Linked DNA regions of Homo sapiens: region 1 is linked to region 2. The links are chromatin loops, found by intact Hi-C in ENCODE. Cell type or tissue: breast epithelium. All regions are shown on one strand. Region 1 has its middle 200 kb from the start of RAD51B-AS1. Region 2 overlaps RAD51B (RAD51 paralog B).

What was found. A loop is a pair of places that touch in the nucleus more often than their neighbours do. Peaks named below come from ENCODE experiments on the same cell type or tissue, not always from the same donor. Only the 100,000 strongest peaks of a DNase experiment are listed, where the experiment ranks them.
Region 1: it touches region 2 in a loop (18-fold over the local background); 1 of 110 quality-filtered maps calls a loop at or near these places.

What each region holds. Positions count from the first base shown.
Region 1 is chr14:68,482,097-68,487,096 of GRCh38, reverse strand. It overlaps a transcript of RAD51B not described here. Among named protein-coding and RNA genes, the nearest start is that of RAD51B-AS1, 200 kb to the left of the region's middle. In breast epithelium, no CTCF peak of the experiment used is centred here; a DNase peak (open chromatin) is centred at 2,873; H3K27ac peaks cover 974 bases.
Region 2 is chr14:67,840,381-67,845,380 of GRCh38, reverse strand. All of the region lies in intron 4 of RAD51B (RAD51 paralog B), which reads right to left. Among named protein-coding and RNA genes, the nearest start is that of RAD51B, 23 kb to the right of the region's middle. In breast epithelium, no CTCF peak of the experiment used is centred here; no DNase peak of the experiment used is centred here.

The DNA of each region.
Region 1 (5,000 bases), 640 kb before region 2:
TACAGCAAGGAACTGTTGTCCATGTGCCCTCTGCCTTTTCACTCCCTTTCACCCTCCCCACTTTCTCTGAACAGGCAGTCACCTAACATCCAAGGCCATGTGAATACGTACTAAGAGAAGGTGTTGGTAATCCCAGTTAAGAAGGTCTATGGTTTCTCCAGTGGTGTGACCGCACCATCAGGATGGGCTTTGAGGGTGGGAAAGGGATGAGGAGATGCCACTAAAGAATTCTACCAGCGAGATGAACTCAGGCCATCTCACTAAACCCTGTGTGCTTGAAATGGGGAGTTGATGCTTAAAGTTTACAGACTTTGGAGTTGAGGTGTGGGCATGAAAAATATTAGCAAAACCCAAGGTGGCTTAAGGTTCATCCAACTAGTTGGTTGGGTTTAACAAGCAGTTTTTGTCTGGAGATCCTGAGTCCAGCTTAAACAGTGAGGGTCAGAATAATCACTGCAAAATTTGCTTCATTTTAAGCTTTCCTCCGGCTTTTCACCAGGTGTTCTAGTTAGAGAGGCTTATGTTATTGACACAAAGATAGGTCGTTGTTGATTAACTCCGGAGGGGCACAGAGAACTGGGAGAAAGCCAAACTGGCTTCTGCCTCATCTTTGTATCAACTTTCAAGCTGTTAGATTGGTAATGACTGTGGGGTTTGGACGATGGTGCTGGGATGAGAGGCTGGACAAACCCCATATAGGTTTCTGGGCCCCAGAGGACAGCCAGTGGCAATAGACTTAAACCTCCGATTCTAAATAGAATGGGCAGGGATCTGGAGGTGCTCTGGAGGAACTGACTAGAACCCCACAGTAGCAGGTTTGGAAAAACTATCATAGGCTCCTAGGGAAATGTTGCAATTCTAGTCACTAGATAAAAGTGTCAGTCACAGGACAAAGTTTGACCAATGATTTAATCACCTTTGACATACCCGGAGTTCAAGAAAGGGCAAGGAAACACAGACATTTAGACTAGCCTCTCCTTCACTCCTAGACTCACGTCCACTAAAAATAATATGGGCAGACTGAAATTTGAATACATTTGGTTTGGGTTTGGCTTTTAGCCATCTGATGAGGTACAAAAGTAATAGTATCTAATGAATAAATGGTAAAGCATACTACCACAATTCAGTTTTCCCCCTAATCCTCTGGTTGATGCATGAATTCATATAAAGCACAATTTCTCTGACTCATTTGAAATAGGGCAACACCACACGTGACTAGTCGTCCAAAAACCATCATGAAGATTTGTGAATAACTTCCAATAAAGAGCTTTGGGCACTAAGAACACAATTGGCAAAAACTTGATCCAAACCGAGTCCTTCACTTGTGTTTTAAAATCTTAGTTTGAAAGTTATTTGGGACTTCTTAGTCAAGAATCTGGACTTTACAAGACCTGAGGGTGGGGGCTGGAGAAATGCAAGGATCAGGGATAGGGACAAGGGATCCTTGCAGGGGACAGAGAAGACCTTGGGGGTTAATGAAGAGAGAATATCTTCCCACTTGCTTGGTCAGGGTTCCTCAATGGAAGCTCCTCTTGCTTCTGCTGATGTCTGTTTTTTTTTGAAAAGGAAGTAACTCCAAAGACTGGTGGAAGGAGGAAAGGTAGCTGGGTCCCATGGTGGGAACACAATTTTCTTTAGCTGAGAGAGGGATTTTATTTTCATTCCTCTTTTCATTACACACCTTCCCTAATCTTCTGTATATTCTTAAATAAATCTCAACAGCTCTTCCTTCCCACTCACTAGTCCTATACCTCTGTGACTGGGCACTTTAACAGGGTGAGAAGTAAGATCCTGGAGTCAGGGGCTGGAGGTGAGCAGTGAAAAGAGATGCCTAGGCTGTGAGGGTGTAAGGGGACCAGGTCTACAGTTATGAGCAAGAAGCAAGAGGGAATGAGTATGCTTGCAGTAGTCCAGTTAGAGGGTGTAAAGCATGCCCTGGAGTTCATCACTGTCTTGCCCTCTCACAGCCCCTCTAGGAAAAGCTGGCCTTCCCACACCTCCTGCTGCTTGGGCAGCTATGTTTTCAGCGACTTCCTTATCCAACAAAGGTTTGGTTAGCCAGTGACCAATGATGTTGTCTGAGACAAAACACTAAGATAAGTCCGAGCTAATCAGATTCTCTCTTCAGAATTTTAACCAAGGAAAAAAGCCAATGGGAACTGAAGTTGAAAGGCTAAGAGAGAAACACAGGGTGAGCCATGTGCAAACTGAAGTTTTGAGTAAATAAACTATAGTATGCAGGACAAAATCTGCTGGGAGAGTGAGAGTAGCCCTGGGCAGACATGTAAAGAAAAGCAGAGACCCCAGGATAATGAATTCCCAGGGCTGCCTCCCCTCCAGAAGGCTTTCCAATTCTGCACCACCTATATCCTTAACAGTATGTGTCCCCTTTTACCGGAGATAATTGAGACTCCTCTTCCCAATGAAAATAGCCCAACTGGGCCAGGCACGGTGGCTCACGCCTGTAATCCCAGCACTTTGGGAGGCCGAGGCGGGTGGATCACGAGGTCAGGAGATCAAGACCGTCCTGGCTAACACGGTGAAACTCCGTCTCTACTAAAAATACAAAAAATTAGCCGGGCGTGGTGGTGGGCGCCTGTAGTCCCAGCTACTCGGGAGGCTGAGGCAGGAGAATAGCGTGAACCCGGAAGGCGGAGGTTGCAGTGAGCTGAGATCGCGCCACTGTACTCCAGCCTGGGCGACAGAGCAAAACTCTGTCTCAAAAAAAAAAAAAAAAGAAAAAGAAAGAAAATAGCCCAACTGTAACTAAAAGTTTGTACAAGTTTCATGCAGGTAGGTTGAAAGCTGAATTATTGTCTGAAGACATTTGCTTTAGGGAGAGTGAGTGGGCTGGCTCTCAGCAAACATGGCCTACCACCACAGCTTACTTGGAAGCAGCTTGTGTACTTGAGATTAGGTTTTAGGCAGGAAACAGGGTGACCTAATTTCTCCTTTGTTCTTATCACCTCAGGGTACGCGAAGTCTATGTTTGAGACCTGAAGAAAGGAAGTCTTGGCATCTACAAAATACTGGTTTGGTCTGAGAAAGTTAAATCCCTGTTAAGTCACCAAAATCCAGGTCCACAAACCTCTCTGAGGAAAGCTTTAAAACATGATTTTTTCATTGGTTGAAAGGAGCAAAGAGGTGTGGTGGTCATGTTGGTTCACCAACAAGAACTGATGAATCATTTGTTATCTCCCATTTCAAGGCTCAGGAGGGCTAAACTGGAAGGAAAACCAAAAGCAGCTCTTGTCAATATGAGACCTCCTTCATCTCTTATGTCCTCAGCTTTGGAAATGCCCCCAGGCAAGGCTGCCATCAGCACTTGACTGAAAACACATGGAGGCAGCCCATTCAGAGCAGGAATTCATTACTGAAAGAATAATAAGGGAAAGTTTCTCTCTCTTGCAGGGAGAGCTGCTTTCTGGAAAAGTCACAGGGCTTTGAAGGAACGTGCATCATGTCTGGTAACAAGCGGCAGAATGGAAATGGAAGGGCACATTTCCAAAAGTCTTTTCACACAAGGCATGATGGTCTGGGGTCACTCAAACTAGTTGTTCTATCTTGAATGTGTCATTGAAATCAGGCCATGGCTCCCTTGAACCCACTATCCCTTCCCAGAGTTACTTGTGTCTGAAAGCTCTAGGGGAAAAGTACCCAGAGTTAACTGGTCTTTCTTGGCTACCCCTCTATTTCAAAAGGTCACCTGTGGACTAAAATAGGCTGCAAAACTGTTTGGTCTTCCTGAACACTACCCCATAAATCTTTGATGTATGCCAGGTAATCTGAGGGAAAGGTATATACAAGCGTGAATATGGAAGAAGGAAACATTTGCAAGCCCACTGGGTATAGCTGTGCATGCCAAACATTACAGGTGTTCACCAATATCCAGTTCCCCTTTCCTTCAGAACATGGAGGAAGTGGTACCTTCCTGCCTCCTGGAAGTTAGGAGTGGCTGCATGGCCAGGAGAGTAGAAGGAATGTATATCATTTTTTGAGGGAAGGACTTAATTATCAGTGCTCAATCTCTCTCTCTTTCTTACTTTCTTCTCTCTCTCCCCCATCCACCTTTCCCTTCCCCTACTGTGGCAACTGTGGCAGTGCATGTTAATACTGAAGTGCAATATTGAGTCACACATGGAGAGCTTGTCTGGAGAGTCTCAGACATGCATGGATTTTGCAAGTCACTGAGATTTGGGGGGACTGTTTGATAGGGAACAAAACCAAATGTGTCCTGACTTATGTCTAGTGATTTAATGGTTTCCTCTCCTCCCAGATCTATTTGGAGTTTTGGAAAATATGTGTTCCATCTGAACCCTGCCCTCACCGAAATTCAGAAGTAGGCAGTGTGTTTTCTCTCACACTTAGGATGTTTGGCTGAGAAGTGTGATGAGTGCCTTCCCTCCATTTGTGCAAAAGAAGCCTCTTTGAATTCTGGAGTGGAATGAAGAAAGTCCTTTCACAGCCACAGGATAAAAGTGATGGTGATGATATTGAAAATAAAACATGGAAAAAATGACCCTTCCAAATGGTTCCAAGACCAGTTTTTAGGCTAGAATCAGATATTTTGCACTTCTCCTTGCCTTCACTCACTTTTCTCCCATTACCTAATCCTTATCCTCCCTTTCCAGAATTCTCATTTGGCAATCCTGGTTTTGCTGGACAAACTTTTACAACCCTGTCTCTGAGCAGTCATTTTGCTTTGTTCACAACACACAACCTAAAAGACATTATGCACAGAGTTCAAGGCTCTCTGGGTTAATCCAAAATGTTCACCCTGTAGGCTGACGGGGACCACACATTTCTGAATCTTCACCAGGACTGCAATACCTTAATAGAATGGCCAGAAGGCTAGCAGGATTAGGGAGACAAAGTTGAACTTTGATACACACACACATACACACACACACACACACACACCCCTAAAATATCTCTGAATTGCATCATTAATTACTTTCAGTAAAAGTAATTACTTTCAGTAAAAGTAATTAATGATACAA
Region 2 (5,000 bases):
CAAGAATTTCATATGCAGCCAAACTAAGCAAAGGAGAAATAAGATCCTTTTCAGACAAACAAATGCTAAGGGAATTTGTTACCATTAGACCTGCCTTACGAGAGGTCCTGAAGGGAGTGTTAAATATAAAAAGGAAAGACCATCACCAGCCACTACAAAAACACACTTAAGTACATAGACCATTGCCACTATAAAGCAACAACACAAACAAGTCTGCATAATAACCGGCTAACAACATGATGACAATATCAAATCCACATGTCAATATTAACGTTGAATGTAAACAAGCTAAATGCCCCAATTATAAGGCACAGAGTGGCAAGTTGGACAAAGAGTCAAGACCCAATGGTGTGCCATCTTCAAGAGACCCACCTCACATGCAATGACACCCATAAGCTCAAAATAAAGGGATAGAGAAAAATCTACCAAGCAAACAGAAAATAGAAAAAAGTAGGGGTTGCTATTATAACAGACAAAGCCGACTTTAAACCACTAAAGATAAAAAAAGACAAAAATGGTTTCCAGCTTCATCCACGTCCCTACAAAGGACATGAACTCATCATTTTTGAAGGGGAACATCACACACTGGGGCCTGTTGTGGGGTGGGGGGAGCGGGGAAGGATAGCATTAGTAGATATACCTAATGTAAATGACGAGTTAATGGGTGCAGCACACCAACATGGCACATGTATACATATGTAACAAACCTGCACGCTGTGCACATGTACCCTAGAACTTAAACTATAATAAAAAAAATATATATATATAATATATATATAAAAGACAAGGGCACTACATAATGGTAAAGCATTCAATTCAACAAAAAGACCTAATTATCCTATATATGCAGCAAACATAGGAGCACCCAGGTTCATAAAGCAAGTTCTTAAAGACTTATGAAGAGACTGCATAATAATAGTGTGAGACTTCAACACCCCACTGACATTATAAGACAGATCATTAAGACAGAAAACTAATAAATTCAAGACCTGAACTCAACACTTGACCAAATGAACCTAATAGACATCTACAGAACTCCCCACCCAAAAACAGCAGAATATACATTATTTTCATCTGTACAGGGTACATGTTCTAACACTGACCACACAATCAACCATAAAACAATAGTCAACAAATTAAAAAAAAAAACTGCAATCATACCAATCACACTCTTGGACCATAACACAATAAAAATAGAAATCAATACTAAGAAAATCACTTAAAACCATACAATTACATGGAAATAAACAACCTGCTCCTGAGTGACTTTTGGGTAAACAATGAAATTAAGGCAGAAATCAAGAAATTCTTTGAAACTAATGAGAATAAAGATACAACATACCAGAATCTCTGGGACACAGCTACAACAGTGTTAAGAGGAAAGTTTATACTGTTAAAAGCCCATATCAGAAAGTTCAGAAGTTCTCAAGTAAATAACCTAACATCTAACCTAGAGGAAACAGAGAAGCAAGAGCAAACCAACCCCAAAGCTAGCAGAAGATAAGAAATAACCAAAATCAGAGCTGAACTGAACAAAATTGAGATGCAAAAAAAAAAATAATTAAAAAGATCAAAGAATCAAGGAGTTTGTTCCTTGAAAGAATATATAAGATAAACTGCTAGCTAGACTAATAAGAAAAAAAAAGATCCAAATAAACAATCAGAAATGACAAAGGTGATATTCCATCGACCCCACAGAAATACAAAAAACCCTCAGAGAACTACTACAAACGCCTCTATGTACACTAACTAGAAAACCTAGAAGAAATGCATAAATTCCTGGAAACATGCAACCTCCCAAAATTGAACCAGAAAGAAATTAAACTAATGAACAGACCAATAATGAGGTCCGAAATTGAATTAAGTAACAAAAAGCCTACCAAGCAGAAAAATCCCAGGACCAGACATGTTCACGGCCTAATTCTACCAGATGTACAAAGAAGCACTTATACCATTCCTACTGACAATGTTCCAAAAAACTGAGGAAGAGGGACTCCTCAATAACTCATTCTATAAGACCAGTATCAGCCTGACACCAAAATCTGGCAGAGACACAATGTAAAAGACAGCATTGTGGGGGAGGGGGGGAGGGACAGCATTAGGAGATATACCTAATGCAAAATGACCAGTTGGTGCAGCACACCAACATGGCACATGTATACATATGTAACAAACCTGCATGTTGTGCACATGTACCCTAAAACTTAAAGTATAATAATAATAAAATTTTAAAAAAAGAAAAAAAAAAAGAAAGCATCAGGTCAATATCCCTGATGAACATGGATGCAAAAATCTGCAAGAAAATATGAGCAAACTGAATCCAGCAACACATCAAAAAGTTAATACATCATGATTAAGTAAGCTTTATTCCTGAGACGCAGGGCTAGTTCAACATATGTAAATCAATAAATGTTATTCACAACATAAACAGATTTAAAGTAAAAACCATATGATCATCTCCATAGACACAGAAAAAGCTGTCAACATAATCCAACACCCCTTCATGATAAAAACCCTCAACAGACTAGGCATCGAAATGAACATACCTCAAAATACTAAGACCCATTTATGACAAACCCACAGCCAACATCATTCTAAACAGGCAAAATTTGGGAGAACTAGAACAAGATAAGGATGCCCAGTCTCACCACTCCTATTCAACATAGTACAGGAAGTCCTAGCCAGAGCAATCAGGCAAGAGAAAGAAATAAGGCTGGGCACGGTGGCACATGCCTGTAATCCCAGAATTTTGGGAGGCCTAGACAGGCAGATCACTTGAGGTCAGGAGTTCAAGACCAGCTTGGCCAATATGGTGAAACCCCATCTCTACTAAAAATATAAAAATTAGCTGGGAGTGGTAGTGCACGCCTATAGTCCCAGCTACTTGAAAGGCTGAGGCAAGAGAAGGTGAGGAGGTGAGGTTGCAGTGAACCAAGATTGTGCCACTGCACTCCAGCCTAGGCGACAGAGTGAGACTCCATCTCAAAAAGGGAAAGAAATAAAAGGCATCAAAATAGAAAAGAAAAAGCAAAATCATCTCTCTTCACTGACAATATGATTCTATACCTAGAAAACCCTAAAGACTGCTGCTCCAAAAGGCTCCCAGAACTGATAAATGACTTTAGTAAAGTTGAAGGCTACAAAATCAATGCACAAAAATCAGTAGCTTTTCTATACACCAATAACATTCCAGCTGAGAGCCAAGTCAAGAATACAATCCCATTTACAATAGCTACACAAAAAAAATAAAATATCTAGGAATACATCTAACCAAGGAGGTGAACGATCTTTGGAAGGAGAACTACAAAACACTGCTACAAGAAATCATAGATGATACAAACAAATGAAAAAACATTCCATACTCATGGATTTGAAGAATCAATACCGTTAAAATGGCATATTTCCCAAAGCAATGTACAGATTCAAATTACCAATGTCATTTTTCACAGAATTAGAAAAAACTATTCTAACATTCATATGGGAAGTTAAGAGTCTGAAAAGCCAAGGGAATCCTAAGCAAAGAGAACAAAGCTAGAGGCATCACACTACCTGACTTCAAACTATAGCAACCAAAACGGCATGGTACTGGTACAAAAACAGACATAGTGATCAATGGAACAGAATAGAGAACCCAGAAATGAAACCACACACTTACAACCTCTGATCTTTGACAAAGTCAACGAAAATAAAAAAATGGGGAAAGGACTTCCTATTCAATAAATGCTGCTGAGATTACCAGCTAGCCATATGCAGAATAATTAAACTGGACCCCTACCTTTTACCATTTACAAAAATTAACTCAAGATGGATCAACAATTTAAATCTAAGACCCAACCCATAAAAATCCTAGAAGAAAACCAAGGAAAATCCATTCTGGACATCAGCCTTGGCAAAGAACTAATGGCTAAGACCTCAAAAATATTGTAACAAAAACAAAAATTGACAAGTGGTACCTAACTAAAGAGCTTCTGCACAGCAAAAGAAACTATCAACAGAATAAATGGACGCCCTACAGAATAGGAGAAAATATTCACAAACTAGGCATGTGACAAAGGTCTAATATCCAGATTCTATAAGGAACTTAAACAAATCAACAAGCAAAAAATGACCCCATTAAAAGTGGGTAAAGGACATGAACAGACACTTCTCAAAAGAAGACATACATGTGGCCATCAAATATAAAATGCTCAACATCCCTAATCATTAGAGAAATGCAAATCAAAACCACAATGAGATACCATCTCACACCAGCCAGAATGGCTATTATTAAGAAGTCAAAATGGCCAGGCACAGTGGCTCATGCCTATAATCTCAGCAATTTGGGAGGCTGAGGTGGGCGGATCACTTGAGGCCAGGAGTTTGAGACCAGCCTGGCCAACATGGTGAAACCCCATCTCTACTAAAAAATAAAATTAGCTGGGCATGGTAGCACACACCTGTAATCCCAGCTACTCAGGAGGCTGAGGCACGAGAATCACTTGAACCTGGGAGGCAGAGGTTGCAGTGAGCCAAAAGTGCCACTGCCCTCCGGGCTGGGCAACAGAATGAGACTCTGTCCCAAAAAAAAAAAAAAAGTCAAAAAATAATAGATGCTGGAAAGGGTGCAGAGAAAATGGAATGCTTATACACTGTAGGTGGAAATATAAATTAGTTCAATCACTGTGCAAAGGAGTTTGGAGATCTCCCAAAGAACTTAAAACAGAGCTACCATTTGAGCCAGCAATCTCATTGCTGGATATATACCCAAAGGAAAATAAATCACTCTACCAAAAAGACATATGCACTCGTATGTTCACTGCCACAGTATCCACAATAGCAAAGACATGGAATCAACCTAAGTGCCCATCCATGGTAGAGTAGATAAAGAAAATGTGGTAAATATATACCATGGACTACTACACAGCCATAAAAAGAACAAAATCATGTCCTTTGCAGCAACATGGATGCAGCTCTTGGTCATTATCCTAAGTGAATTAACACAGGAACAGAAAACCAAAGAC